Regions from separate parts of the Mus musculus genome. Here region 1 is linked to region 2. The links are chromatin loops, found by intact Hi-C in ENCODE. Cell type or tissue: gastrocnemius. All regions are shown on one strand. Region 1 overlaps Sae1 (SUMO1 activating enzyme subunit 1). Region 2 overlaps Dhx34 (DEAH (Asp-Glu-Ala-His) box polypeptide 34).

Region 1 (2,500 bases), 160 kb after region 2:
CAGCAGCTCTAAACCAAGCAATCTATTTTTTGTTTGTTTGGTTTTTTTTTTTGTTGTTGTTTTGTTTTTGGGGTTTTTTTTTTTTTTTAAGACAGGGTTTCTCTGTATAGCCCTGGCTTTCCTGGAACTCACTTTGTAGACCAGGCTGGCCTCAAACTCAGAAATCCACCTGCCTCTGCCTCCCAAGTGCTGGGATTCAAGGCGTGCACCCCCACTGCTCAGCTCTGAGCAAGTTTCTTATCTTTGGAATTCTGTTCTCTCAGATCAAGTAACTGATCTATGAAAACTAATGTGCTGTAAAGCTAAGTCATTTAGTTCATCCCACAGTTAATTCCATGATGTAGGTTTAAAACGACAAAGATCTCCTTCAGGGTGGTCATTTTCTGCTGCAGGAAATGCCATTACACTGAACTTTATTTCCTGACTATGTGCTAAGCGCTGGCCTAAGAATAAGGCAATAAACAAAACTTTCCTAATCTCAACGACTAAAACCTAGTATTTTAAAAGCACATTTATTTATTCATTTATTGTGTGTGTACACATACATTCACAGAGGTCAGGGGCCAACTTCTAAGAGCTGATTCTCCCACCATGTGTGTCCTGAACTTGGATGATGTGGTTGGGTGACAAGTCCCTTTACCCATCCAACCAGCCCAGGAACTAAACTCTAAAGGGTACATGGAGTTGTACCTCAGTGGTAAAAGAACTGCCTGTAATACTTAACAGGCCCCAGACACAGACACACACAAAGTAAACACATGCAACTTAAAAACCAAAGTACCAAAAAGATGCTAACAAACCCAAGTGCCAGCTGCCTCCAGTTGGGCCTCTCCTACTGCCCTATTTATCACAGGCTTACGTGTGTTAAAAAGACCCAACTTCCTAGATGTGTGAAAACCACAAGCTCTGTTTTTCCTCTTTGTTTTCTGATGTTTCTAATTTAGGAGCACACCATGTACCTTGAACCCAAAGTGGTTTTACAACAACTGATTGAACCTAGGACAAGTGGGAGGAGAGGGGGACTCTGACAGACACCTTTCACAGGAAACAGGAAGTAGCTGCTTCCCTCACCCCATCTTGCAATCTGAATAGAACCCAACTACTTATTCTGTACAATTTAGGAAACCTTAAAATCTGGGTGAAGGAATTTAACTAGACAAAACTTCAAAATCACAGGGCCACTTGGCCTGGTGTCAGGAAGATATTGGGTGAGCCTGGTCTTCATTCTGAGTTCCAGGTCAGCCAGGACTGACACACTCAAAAAAATTATAAATAAGTAAAATAAAATCCCAAGGCCCTCTCTCTCCAAATAGAGAAGTTGTTACTACCAGGTGGCAAAGCCACAAGGCCAAACACTGCCACACCCTGTCCTTGCCCTGTGTTCTTGGTGAGACACAAAGCCAAGGTCTGGAATCCAGGGGATTGTCAGAAGGAATGTGCTGCATGCTGTGCGCCCTCAAGAGCTCAGGGTTGGAATCCCAGCTGAATAGTCCCATTGTAACAGCTGACTAACAATGTCAGCTGGGGAATATTTTGATATCTTCAATTTCTGCCCTCTGTAAGGAAGACATTGCACAAAGGGCAAAGTGCCGGCAGAGCGCTCAGGAATGGCACACCAAGACTGCCAAGTACTGGCCTGGGGTCCCCACATTCTCCTCATAGTGACAGAAAAGTGGCTCCCAAATGAAGCTTCCATATCCACCCTAGTGGGCATCATCAGAAGGGATTCCAGGGAAACTTCCAGCTGTGAATGGCTAACAAAGCAAGGGCTTTTTCCATATGAATGCAAAATGTGGGCCTCAATCAGAGAAGGCCCTTAAGCCATAAAACCCTTCACACCAGGGCCAAGTGTCACACTTGTAAGAGGGTGTGATTTATAAACTGACAGAGCCGCCCACAAAGCTCCTTTTGTGTTCCTCCATTTGTTAACAATGTCTCTCCCCACCAAACTCAGGCAACCCAGCAGAGAAAGCCTGACTGGGCCTCAAAAAGAAAGGACTCCAGGTTTGTTCACTCCGGGTAATTACAGTCCTGTGAATAGACACTAAAATTAGAGCTTAATAATTCCTCGGCATCAGGCTCACAGATAAAGCTATCCCAACACAAACACAAAAGTAAGGGACAGAAAATGCAGTTTTGTCTTGCTAGAAAACTTAGTCCCAGTGCTGTGGAACCTGCACAGAACCTCTAACCCTCAATGAAACTTTAAATGAATGTTCCAACCAACGGCTTTCCTTAAATATGGGTTTGGTCCCATTATTTCTCAGTTTTGTGAAACCAATACCAGCCACTTCAAATTGCTTTCCCTAGTACAAGATTTTCTTGTCTAACACCGGCTAAAGAAACCATTGCCTTCTGTTTGCTTTCCTAACTGCTTTCTCTAAAATGAGATTAAACACTGCACTAGACCCAAACACATGTCTAAGTCCCCAGGTTCTACGCCCAATGGTTTTTTGTTTTGTTTTGTTTTGTTTTTTTTTGGGGGGGGGGGGGGAGACCC
Region 2 (2,500 bases):
GGCAGGTCCAGAAGGAACGCAGACAGTCACTGTACAGGTCAGTGTCACTCTACGACAGAGGAAACGTGTCAGGACCCCTGCTTCAGCGGCTGGAGGCTCCCAGCCCCCACAGGGCATAAGTGTGACTATAGCTGCCAGCTGGGCCTGGAGCTTCCAACCACCCACTCCAAAGCCACAAGCGACCTCACTCACCGTGAGGCAGTTGTAGGTGAGATAATCAGAGACAGCGTAGCCCCCCTTGGTGGGGTGTGGAGACAGGGTAGAATTTCCAAAGAGGCCGGGCAGACTAGGGGCGGTCGTGATGGTCTGGGGTCCCACGTAGAGGTTCTGGGCTTCTAGACCAGTGAGCCTTCGGAGGCGGTAGGGAACCTACAGAAAGGGAGAGCAGAGACAGAAATGGGGTGGGCGCCCCCAGAGCCAGCTCTGCCTAAAGCCCTCCCTTGGACTTTGCCTAAGCCACTCCCAACTTGCTTTCAGACCTTTGTGGCCCCAGTGGCTCCTCCAGCCACCCTCCCCAGGCTCACCCTCTGCTGCCTCTAGCTGATGAGACCACGGCCAGACCTTAGCTACCTTGTCCCTCCTGCAAGGTGCCTCAGGCTTGGTCCCCTTTCCCCAACTGCCTAGGCCTGTCTTCACATGCGTGTGACTGACACACACACACACACACACACACACACACACACACACACTGAAGTCAGCCTGGATTCACCCCTCTCCTTGGACTCCCATGGTGCAGAATCAGAAATGACTATTCCCAGCCATGAGGATGGTTTCAGCCCACTCTGCTCACATCTTCCTCTCTGTTCTCACAGGAGACCCCTGGGCCCTCATGCTGCGCATGTCCTTAGCATACAGAAGGCACCTGTCATCTGCTCAGTGCGTGGCACATAGTGGTGTCTAGCAGCATGGCCTCTAGAGCCAAACACCGGTGCTTCCCCACATCAGCCATGTGACCTCAGGTACCACTGAGCCTCTTTGAATCCTTAAAGGAGCCCCCACTAAGTGACGCCCCCTTCTGGTACCTTGGCCACCATGAACTGCAGCAGCTCCCTGCTCAGAGCAGCCACCTCCTGGGGGCTGACTGCTGGAGACCCCATGTCTTCCTCCTGCTCTAGCTTCCGTCGCTGGGCCTGGCGGGCCAGCTGCCGGTCCAGGGCACTTTCCCAGTGGACACGGAGCCGCAGGGATGTTGCCAGGAGCCGGACGGCACTCTCGCTATCTGCGAGCTGCAGCTCTAGCCAACCGTCAGCCACCAGGCGGGAGCAGTCACCGTTGGTGTCAATGGAGCGGCTGAACAGCAGGAGGGACTGCAAGAGAAAAGCTGTGCGGCTCAGGAGGCCACCTCAGGTGCCACCTGGCTGTGTCCCTGCCTACCCCTCATTCACCCATCCATCTGTGCACTCACCTGTTCATCCCTCACCTGCCCACCTCCTACTTGTCCACCACGACACCCCATGTCCCTCTCCCACTAATCTATCCCATCTACCTATCCATCCCCCGTCCATCCATGTACCCAACTGTCTGCCTCTGCCTGTCTTTCACCTATCCATGTACCCAGCTGACTACCCATCAACCCTCATCTGTCCTTCCCTCCCCTGTCCATTCAGCTTCATGCCCACCCCACCTGTCCACCCATCCAAGTGTCTACCCATCACCTGCCTGACTACCTAGCCCCCCCCCACCTGCCTGTTCTCCCGTCCATCCATCTGTCTACTCAATATAACCGCCCAACAATGCTGCAGGCCTCCTCTGCCATGCTCTGGTGCCATGTTGGAGACACAGTGGTCAGCACAAAGCCAGCCCCACCACCAGTCAACATTCAACTTAAAGAGACAAGGATAAAATTAAAGAGTGCAATATCCTGGAAACCTAAGAATCAAGGCACCTTAGGGAGTCACAAAAAAGGGAGTGTGACCAAAGGAAGTAGTTAACTGGTGACACATGCTTTAATCCCAATCCTTGGAGGCTGAGGCAGGAACATGGAGGCCGGAAGACCCCAGACAGAGAGGCACATGGGTTCCTGACACCAAGGCAGAGCCAATCTCACAAGGGTAGGGCTGACTATGGGTGGATGGACTGGAGGCAGGTGATGTCCATTTGAGTGGATGGGTGGACAAGTGGAGGTGGGCATGAAGCTGAATGGCCAGGGAAGGGAAGGACAGATGAGGGTTGATGGGTAGACAGCTGGGTACATGGATAGGTGAAAGACAGGCATTTGGGTGATGTTCCCCTCATCATAAGCAAGGAGTAGCAAGAGGGGATTAGGATCCAGATGTCACCCCAAATGGTGAATGTCTCATTGCTACCATCTCACGGGGTCCCACACCATGCCTCTCTCTGTAGTATGCAGAAGCCCTGGCTGTGTTGCTTTTCATTGGCACGTAAGCCCCACCCAGCTGGCACAGACCCCCAGCCCCAACAGTAATGGTGGCTGGCACAAGGGAAAGGCCTCAGTGGGTCATGGGCCACAACTTCCTGTGGCCCCTGCACAGGTTCCTGC

Evidence for each region. A loop is a pair of places that touch in the nucleus more often than their neighbours do. Peaks named below come from ENCODE experiments on the same cell type or tissue, not always from the same donor. Only the 100,000 strongest peaks of a DNase experiment are listed, where the experiment ranks them.
Region 1: it touches region 2 in a loop (2.6-fold over the local background); 8 of 42 quality-filtered maps call a loop at or near these places.

Annotation. Positions count from the first base shown.
Region 1 is chr7:16,363,574-16,366,073 of GRCm38, forward strand. All of the region lies in intron 5 of Sae1 (SUMO1 activating enzyme subunit 1), which reads right to left. Among named protein-coding and RNA genes, the nearest start is that of Sae1, 23 kb to the right of the region's middle. In gastrocnemius, a CTCF peak has its summit at 1,458; no DNase peak of the experiment used is centred here; H3K27ac peaks cover 2,245 bases.
Region 2 is chr7:16,198,653-16,201,152 of GRCm38, forward strand. It overlaps Dhx34 (DEAH (Asp-Glu-Ala-His) box polypeptide 34), which reads right to left. Exons shown (of 17, transcript NM_027883.3): 14 at 1,023-1,307; 15 at 193-369; 16 at 1-49. Among named protein-coding and RNA genes, the nearest start is that of Dhx34, 22 kb to the right of the region's middle. In gastrocnemius, no CTCF peak of the experiment used is centred here; a DNase peak (open chromatin) is centred at 1,182.